2 separate regions of the Homo sapiens genome follow, and region 1 is linked to region 2. Evidence: read pairs that join two places in POLR2A ChIA-PET (ENCODE). Cell type or tissue: Caco-2. All regions are shown on one strand. Each heading gives the region's core, and the rest is flanking DNA. Links, peaks and the distances in the headings are about the cores only.

Region 1 (4,397 bases), core at 276-4,275, 160 kb before region 2:
ATGAGAAGGATTACATAATTGTTTTGAAATAATTATCCTTGGCTACAAAGATCAATAACAAAAGTGAAGCCAGTCTGATGTTGGACAGGCAGTTGCTAGGCAGAGGTAGAAGTATTTTTGTGTATGGTTGCGAGGGCCTCTGTGAAAGGTTGTGGGTTTTGCAGCCTTTTGTGATATTTTTGTTATCAGGCAAATAAGCATGAGAACCTTCTGGCCTTCCCGAGCTCTATTTGTCAGGGTTTTCTTAACATTAGTGACTTCATTTTGACTCAATAACTTTCACACTACCAACTCCACCTGAGAGAAGGCTGCCGCTTCTGAAGTGGGTAGACTTTTAATTGTATTTTAAGAAATCTAATCAATGAAAAGAAAACCAGAGAGGCAGGGAGATGTTTTTTACTGTGGACTCAGGGGAACACATTACATCTCCCCTATGTTATGTGGTGTGGAAGGGGTGACATGGGGGTGGCTTTACCCTCGTCCAAGGGCTGGAGGACTCGCAAGAGGCCCTGAGATACTATAGCTGGAAATAGTCTGACACGTCCAGGGACAGCAGAGATCTGCTTTTAGGAGGGAATTTGCTGTTCCATGCTGGGGCACAGCTTATTAATGGTGCTAAAAAACCAAAGAAACCAAAAATCACCCAAAACATTTACTGAGCTCTTTCTATATACCAAGCCCAGAGCTTAGTGGTAGAAACAGACTCTTGCCTTCAACGATTTTACCAGCTATCAAAACAGATGATGAAGTAAGTCATTCCAGTCCAGGGTGGTAAGAAGTAAGCCAGAGGAAGGGCAGGAAGCATGAAAATCCAATGGCCAGGACCTAACTTAGGCACGGGTCAAGGTCCTTTGGCCTCCTCGTCTGTAAGGCAGAAGGGCTCCACAGGTCCAGCTAATAAAGTCCTTCTAGTCTCACCTTCTAAAAGAGCCTTCATGAGAAAATGTTCCTCACGCTACAGGACGCAGCTTGTGCACACTGCCTCAGGAGGGTGACATGGGGCTGGGCACACAGGCTCCTGGCTTCTTTCCTGCTATTTTTGTCATGTTTCTTTTTTGTGGATCATTTTGTGCAAGTTTCTTTGGCTGTTTTTTAGCCTCCAAAGCCAACTCCACCTGACCAGGAGACAGAGGAGGAGCAGCGGTTTCGGGCTCTGTTTGAACAAGTCGCTGGTGAGGTAGGACATGCCCCACTTCCATCTCCCCACCAGGCTGAGGGCCTGGACCTGCTTCCTAGCAAAGGGTTGCAGTCGTGGGGTTGGTCAGCAACGTCATCCTGAGGCATGATGGAGCTTGTTGCAAAGTAAGACCAGCACTGATCATTCAAGGCCCAAAGACCACCCTGTTTACAACATTTACTTACACAGTCTGCGGCTGTGGATGGGGCCAGTGAGCCCAAAGAAGCTTGGAATAGGCCCAGACGCTTTGTTTTTTAGTTCTGTTTTGCTTTAGACAGAGTCTCACTCTTTTACCCTGGCTGGAGTGCAGTGGTATAAGCCTAGCTCACTGCAGCCTCAAACTCATGGGCTCAAGAGATCCTATCACCTCAGCTTCCTGAGTAGCCGGGACTATAGGCACATGCCATCATGCTTAGCTAATTAAAAAAATAAATAATAAAGAGTCTTGCTATGTTGCCCAGGCTGGTCTCAAACTCCTAGGCTCAAGCAATCCTCTGGCCTCAGCCTCCCAAAGTGCTGGGATTACAGTCATGAGCTACCACGCCTGGCCCCAGGTGCTTTCTTTGGGAGGCTAGAGCAAGCCTTGAAGAGGTGACTCCTTTGAACTCTGCCTGAAAATCACTGCCATTAGAATACTCTGTTTGCTGTAGTAAAGGGGATCATGTTCAAGGAGGTCCCTATTCAATTGCAACTTCCTGTCCCCCACCCTATCCTAGCTCTTTCCACTGCTCAGCTTCCTTTTTAGGGACACTGGATGGAGCCTCACACAGATCCAGGCTCTTCCTCCACCTGCTGGGGTCAGGGGAGGGAAGTCTTTCTAGAAACTGCCCCAGAGGTGCTCTCTTGGAGCCATAAATACAATGAGCTGATGAACTAATTCATGTCAAGGTGCTAATGACTCTATTAGCTTCATGTGTTTCCCCAAACTGGGGTTCCTGAATTATGAAAGGGGTCACCTGGAGGGGTGATATCTAAACCTAGGGGCTGTCTGATGGTAGTATATTAGGCACTGCAATAAACAGGCAAGGCAGGGAGATTAGGGGACCACAGGATCGGATGGAGAAAATGGGGGCTCATGTGACTGCTTAAAGCACAGCAGGAAGGTGGCTGAGCGCAGCCCTGGGCGGGACAGAGCATGGTGAGGGGGGAAGGCAGTGGTGACCTCCCTGCTCCAGGTGCTATCTGGAGCATGCTGGGTCAGACCCAGCAAGACAGGCTCAGAGGAGTTAAAGAGGTTCATGCGGGTGCGCAGAAGTTGTCAGATGGAGATCCAGAGTTTGGAAGGGAAGCGGTGAATGTTGCAGGAGTTTCAGTCGACCTTTATTAACAACCAAAAAGTACCTCTAGAGTTCAGCCCTCCTTGACTCATGTCCTGCTTTTCTTCCAAGTAGTTGGATGACTTGGGCACATGGCTCCATTTCTCTTTCCTCCTCTTTCAGTGGGGGCCTGGCTGGGGCAGTGCTTTCTTACCAACACCAAACATCCCAAACCCCCATTCCCCAGGCCCAGAGGCTTCAGGACGGACATGTGTTAGAAGCACTCCACAGCATAACACACGGCTAGCGCAAAACCCTGACTAAAATGAGGTCTATGTCAGTGCTACTCAAACACACATGTGCATAAAGTCACCTGGGCATCCTGGGAAAAAAAACACAGATTCCTCATCAATAGGTCAAGAGCATCCTGGGCAACATAGGGAGAGCCCATCTCTGCAAAAATAATCAGCCCAGCATGGTGGTGCATGCCTATAGTCCCAGCTACTTGGGAGGCTGAGGTAGGAGGATTGCTTGAGCATGGGAAATTGAGGCTGCAGTCAGCTGTGGTCACACCACTAATACTCCAATCTGGATGACAGAGCAAGACCCTGTATCAAAAAAAAAAAAAAAAAAAAAAAAAAAGCCTGAGTCTCAGGGCAAGGTCTGAGACTCTCCATTTCTAACCAGCTTCTGGGGTGGGGGCTGCTGAGATTTCCTGGAGTGCCTTAGATCCATGATTCTGAAATTCACCCTTATTCTTAATTCTAAATCAACTCCTAGGTCTTAAAAATAGGACCATATTCTCAGGTCCTCTGATTTCAAGATTCCCTGGGGTAAGCCCCAGATGCGGGACTATTTTAAAGCTCTGCAGGTGGTTCTACTGTACAGAGGAAGACTCAGTCTGGTTTTCCCAAACTGCCTCCAACATAGGAATCATCTGAGGAGCTTAGGACAATTCCAGGAGTTGGTTCTGACCCTCAGGGAAGCTGGGAAACCACTGCCTTGCCCTGCCCAGCTTTTCATGCGCTTTCCTGGGTTGGGATGTCTCTCAAGTTAGGCTCTCTCCTAGTTGGGCTGGCATGTCCCTAAAACATGTGACATATGAGACACATAGCTGCAGCTACACAGGAGATAGGTACATCTGCCCACAGCAGGGTCCTGAAGGCTGGTCTGTCACTGGAGCCAAATGAAGCTCAGAACTGATTTAAAACAAAAATAAACTATAAAAGAAGGTGCCAAGGGCTATAACAAACAATTGTCTCCACTTCAACAGGACATGGAGGTGACAGCAGAGGAACTTGAGTATGTTTTAAATGCTGTGCTGCAAAAGAGTAAGTGCCAACCCCATCGGGGTCCTGGGGCACCTATGGAGGGACAAGCGACCACACTGCCTGGGTCCCCTCCCTGCTCCTCCGAGCCGCAGATCTGCTTCCCAGGGCTGATTTGTAGGTAGACTTTAAAAATAGCTTTCATTGTTTGTTTTCCTGATTCCAAAAACGATGCAGGTTTATAGTAGAAAATTCTTAAAAATGCAGAAAAGCCTAATGACAAAGATAGTCACAAATGATCTCACCACCATAAATAACCACTCTTAACATATGTGTATCTGCATGTATGTACATGTGTGTCATATGCGTAGACATATAATGTTAGAATGTTTCATCACTCCAACAAGAAACCCTTTACCCATTAACAGTGTTAACCCTGTACCCATTTCCCCCAGCCCCAGGCAACCACTCATCTACTTTCTCTATAGATTCTATTTACATATTCTGAATATTTTATATAAAAGGAATCATAGGCCGGGTGCGGTGGCTCACGCCTGTAATCCCAGCACTTTGGGAGGCCGAGACAGGCGGATCACCTAGGTCAGGAGTTCAAGACCAGCCTGGTCAACATGGTGAAACCCCATCTCTACTAAAAATAAACACACACACACACAATCAGCCAGGTGTGGTTGTGGG
Region 2 (4,397 bases), core at 117-4,116:
AGGAAGGCAGAGTAAGTGGTTTGGATGGAGAAAGGATACAGGTGTCAGGGGGAAAAGGGGAGCAGGAAAAAAGGGAACCTAATGAGGAATTAAAAGTAAGACTGGCGTCATGCTTTTCTGTAGCAAAAAAGCCAGAAGACAGAACAGTCAACAGTCGAACCGAACCCTGGCCAGGCTGGGGTGGGAGGCGGTAAGCCCAGTGAGCTCATCCTCTAGAGCAGGGGTGTCCAATCTTTTGGCTTCCCTGGGCCACATTGGGAAAAGAATTGTCTTAGGCCACACATAAAATACCGTAACACTAATGATAACTAATGAGCTAAAAAAAAAAAAATATCATAATGTTTTAAGAAACTTTACAAAGCTGTGTTGAGCCACATTCAAAGCCATCCTGGGCTGCATGTGGCCCATGGGTTGGACAAGCTTGCTTTAGGATAACATACATCTCCAGGAAGAACCAAACCTATGCTCAGATTTGTTATGGTTCAAAATATATTATCCAAGCTGCTTTTCTCCTAACAGAAAAAAGTTTACTCCAGATGACCAAGAGGTGAATCAGAAAAAGATGTAAATAAGCAGTTATTCTACAAATACAACTGGCATCCCCGCACACCCGTGGCCGGGGCTGGTGCTCTGGCATCCTCCTGCTCTCCAGGTCACACACCCCTCACCAAATCCTGGCCATCTCACCTCCTGAACAGATCAGCATCCTCCCACCCACTCCATCAGCCACTGCCCTATTCTAAGCCTTCCTCTCTCACCTAGGATACTGTGATCACCTTACCTGTTCCCATTTCTTCCTATCTATTCTCCAGATATACACCAAGAGTTATCTTTCTAACACTAAAGTCTCATCATATCATTTCCCTAACTGAAATTATTCAGTGACTCCCCAACACCTAATACAGTGACATTCAAACTTTTTAAACTCCAAATCACTGAAATACATTTTACATTACAATCCAGTACACACATACACATGTGCACAATATATACACACATGTATCAGAAAACAGTTTCAGTAGGTTATACCTAGGACTTCCTATACACAATGGAATCTGATATTTTCTAGTCCAGCATATTTCACTTAAAAAAAAAAGTGCTAATCTTGACTTGCCAATTAATTTCAGGACCCACTAAAGGGTAGCAACTCACAATACAAAAAAAAAAAAAAAAGGTAACATCTAAATGGCTCTGCAGAAAATATTAATCATTTTCCTGCTTACTGTTCAGCCTCATCTCCTTCCTCTTTTTTTTTTTTCTTTTCATAAAGACAGGGTCTCACTCTGTCACCCATGCTAGAGTACAGTGGTGCAAGCCTAGCTCACTACAGCCTCAAACTCCTGGGCTCAAACTCCCACCTCAGCCTTTCAAGTACCTGAGGCTATAGGAGTGCACGATCACACCAGGCTAATTTTAAAATTTTTTTGTTGAGATGGGGGTCTCACTTTATTGCCCAGGCTGGTCTCAAGCTCCTGGGTTCAAGCAATCCTCCTGCTTCAACCTCCCAAAGTGCTGGGGTTACAGGCGTGAGCCACCACACCCAGCTTCACTTCATACCCTAGAAATCAGAATCATTTAATAATTCCCTACATACAAGATGCTTTCCCAAATGCAGTGCATTTGCAAATGCTATCCCCTCTGTCTGAAACACTCACCCATTGCCTCGGTCCCCAAGAAATTCCTTTGATCCCTTAAGTCTCAGTTCAAACACCACCTTTGGATTCCTTCCAGACGCCCCTGGAAAATAAATATGCTCCTTCTCCTTTATTCCCACTGTTCACTGTATGGATGTCAGCCATTCATTCCACAATTATTTACTCAGGGCCTACTGTTAGCTATCTCAGGTTCCATGTGCTAGGAATACCATGCAAAGTCATGCTATTCTTGCCACATACTAGGAATAGCAAGCAAAAACCAACACAGAAGACAAAGATTTGCCTATCAGATCAAAGTCAGCTCTGCTAAGCCTATTCTTCCCAAAGGGAAGCAAGCAGGACAACATGGCTAATAATAGTGGGGTGCAGGTCAATGGAAAACAAGAGCCCGATCCAGGGTAACAGGAAGGCAAAGCTCTATGACAGATGTGCCACAGTGAATGACGTATGGTGGCCCTCCAGCTCTTGCAGCTGGAACATTTTTATAGTAATAAAAATTTTAAATTAAAAAAAAAAAACAGCCATTCAAAAATTTGCAACAGCTGAAATATCCGAACACTGACAACTTCCTAAAGGTAGCCATCATCATCTTGACTGCAGGATTGGATGTGTGCCCCACACAGAGGCCCTCGCACGGGCCTCCCCTCAAGTCACCCCATGGTCTCATCATTACTACAGCACTGAATTGATTACTGTGCTTATCTGTAAAGTATTTAGGTTTTCTCTATTCAATTTATTCTTTCCTTTTTTTTTTATTTTTTATTTTTGAGACGAAGTCTCGCTGTCGCCCAGGCTGGACTGCAGTGGCGCGATCTTGGCTCACTGCAAGTTCCACCTCCAGGGTTCACGCCATTCTCCCGCCTCAGCCTCCTGAGTAGCTGGGACTACAGGCGCCAGCCACCATGCCCAGCTAATTTTGTTTTTGTATTTTTAGTAGAGACGGGGTTTCACCATGTTAGCCAGGATAGTCTCAATCTCCTGACCTCGTGATCCGCCCGCCTTGGCCTCCCAAAGTGCTGGGATTACAGGCCTGAGCCACCACGCCCGGCCCAATTTATTCTTTCTTTTTAGAATTTTTTCCTAACAGTCAAGAAGGACATATAATTATTGTGGCTGTTATATCTACAGTCTAGTATTAAGCCTTCCTAAATTTAAATAACAGATTTTATTACTTTTAAAAGTTGATACAACTTTATTTATTATTTTATCTATCATTAGCTAAAAGCCAAAAACTTTTCTTTATGGAATGCCATAGTAAATTATTGGGTTTTTCCAAATAAAAACCAACGTTTATTCCTAAAAACAAATTAGGCTCTGAAGAGCAATTTTTCAAAATATTTTTATAATATTTATACTTTATAAAGTTTTCAGAAACTTTTTAAAAAGTTTCTTTAAAAAGTTTCTATACTCTTAAAAAGACTGAAATGAAAATGAATACTTCAATCTTCCAATTTTACTTTATGCAACTGCAAAATCATGGTATAACAGTTGCCTAAATGGTGTTGTGTCTACTTAGATGTCTCAATTCGCAAAAAAAAAAGAGTCTAATATATTATCCTCATTTCATTACTTATATAGTGACTTTAAATTTTACAGTATTTACTGTATTTACCACTACAAGGCTGGCTTTTTTATTAAAACTGGGAAGTCACTGGATCTAAAAACAAACAAGTCGAAACAGTCAGTAGATAAGCAATGTAATGAGGATTAGATTTCACCTAAGTGACGAACACACATATTTACATAAAGGATGTTATTTAAAATTCTATGCAGAGGAATGTTTCCAATTTTGTATGCTAATGTAAAATAGGAAGTAATATTCTTTTACAAGTTCAGTTCCACTGGAATCAGATCAAAATCAGATGAGCTCAAGGTCACATAATAAATAGCAAAGGCCAAATTATCTCATAAAATTGTTGAAGCATTTATGTTAAACCCATCCCTGCATGAGGACCAAAGCAGCACAGAAATCAGGAAAAAGTTCTACTTTTCAACTCAAGAACACTATTACTGATGCACTGACACACATGGAAATGACTTCAGGGCATTGGCATAGAAGCAACACTAACTTATAAGCTTTAAAAATCAAGAGTTTCCAATGCAGACCAACATCTATTAAACCCTGTCATTGTGCTCAGTTAGAAACCTTGATACTTCTGTAAAGGAAAATCAAACCACAGGGAATAAACATTCCAATAAACACTTTGAAACACCGAGGATTATGGAAATATTTCCCAGGTTTGTAACCTGATGGTGAAACCAAGACAACAGGAAAGGTATAAGAGCTTTATATCAAAAAGTCATTCTGGAGTTAAAATACCCTTTATATGTAGATTTGAAAATCATATTAAATGAGCTTATCAAAACAGTGATTCTAATAAAATCCAAGCCCCTGAGTCCCCATTTGTTGCCTGCTTCTATAAACAGAATAATATTCCATGCTCTGCTGCTTCATACTGGAGCTCATGAGCTGTCTAAAAAAAAAAAAAAGATTGCCAAGAGTTAATGAACTCAAGAAAACCAAAAATTCTGTACATGAATAGCTACCACTTTGTAGATTTGTCAAAGGACATTTACTGGCTTAAAAATACTGCATTTTTGCATATCTAGAAGGTCCTGCAAGGAACAGGTAAAAACTTATTAGCATATACAGAGAAAAATGGTTCTCAAGTGATATTTAGCTCAGGTGCAACGTGAAGAATGAAAAGTAGTAGAGCAACATCTGTGTAGGCTTGAAGAAAA

The links. ChIA-PET counts read pairs that join two places held together with the same protein. Peaks named below come from ENCODE experiments on the same cell type or tissue, not always from the same donor. Only the 100,000 strongest peaks of a DNase experiment are listed, where the experiment ranks them.
Region 1: POLR2A ChIA-PET joins it to region 2 with 5 read pairs; 2 of 35 experiments call an interaction of 5 or more read pairs at or near these places.

The regions. Positions count from the first base shown.
Region 1 is chr1:230,786,426-230,790,822 of GRCh38, forward strand. CAPN9 (calpain 9) reads left to right here. Exons shown (of 20, transcript NM_006615.3): 13 at 1,097-1,177; 14 at 3,707-3,764. The region is part of intron 1 of CAPN9-AS1 (CAPN9 antisense RNA 1); the gene reads right to left. Among named protein-coding and RNA genes, the nearest start is that of CAPN9-AS1, 6.6 kb to the right of the region's middle. In Caco-2, for the core only: no CTCF peak of the experiment used is centred there; no DNase peak of the experiment used is centred there.
Region 2 is chr1:230,947,244-230,951,640 of GRCh38, forward strand. The region is part of intron 4 of TTC13 (tetratricopeptide repeat domain 13); the gene reads right to left. Among named protein-coding and RNA genes, the nearest start is that of TTC13, 29 kb to the right of the region's middle. In Caco-2, for the core only: no CTCF peak of the experiment used is centred there; a DNase peak (open chromatin) is centred at 1,835.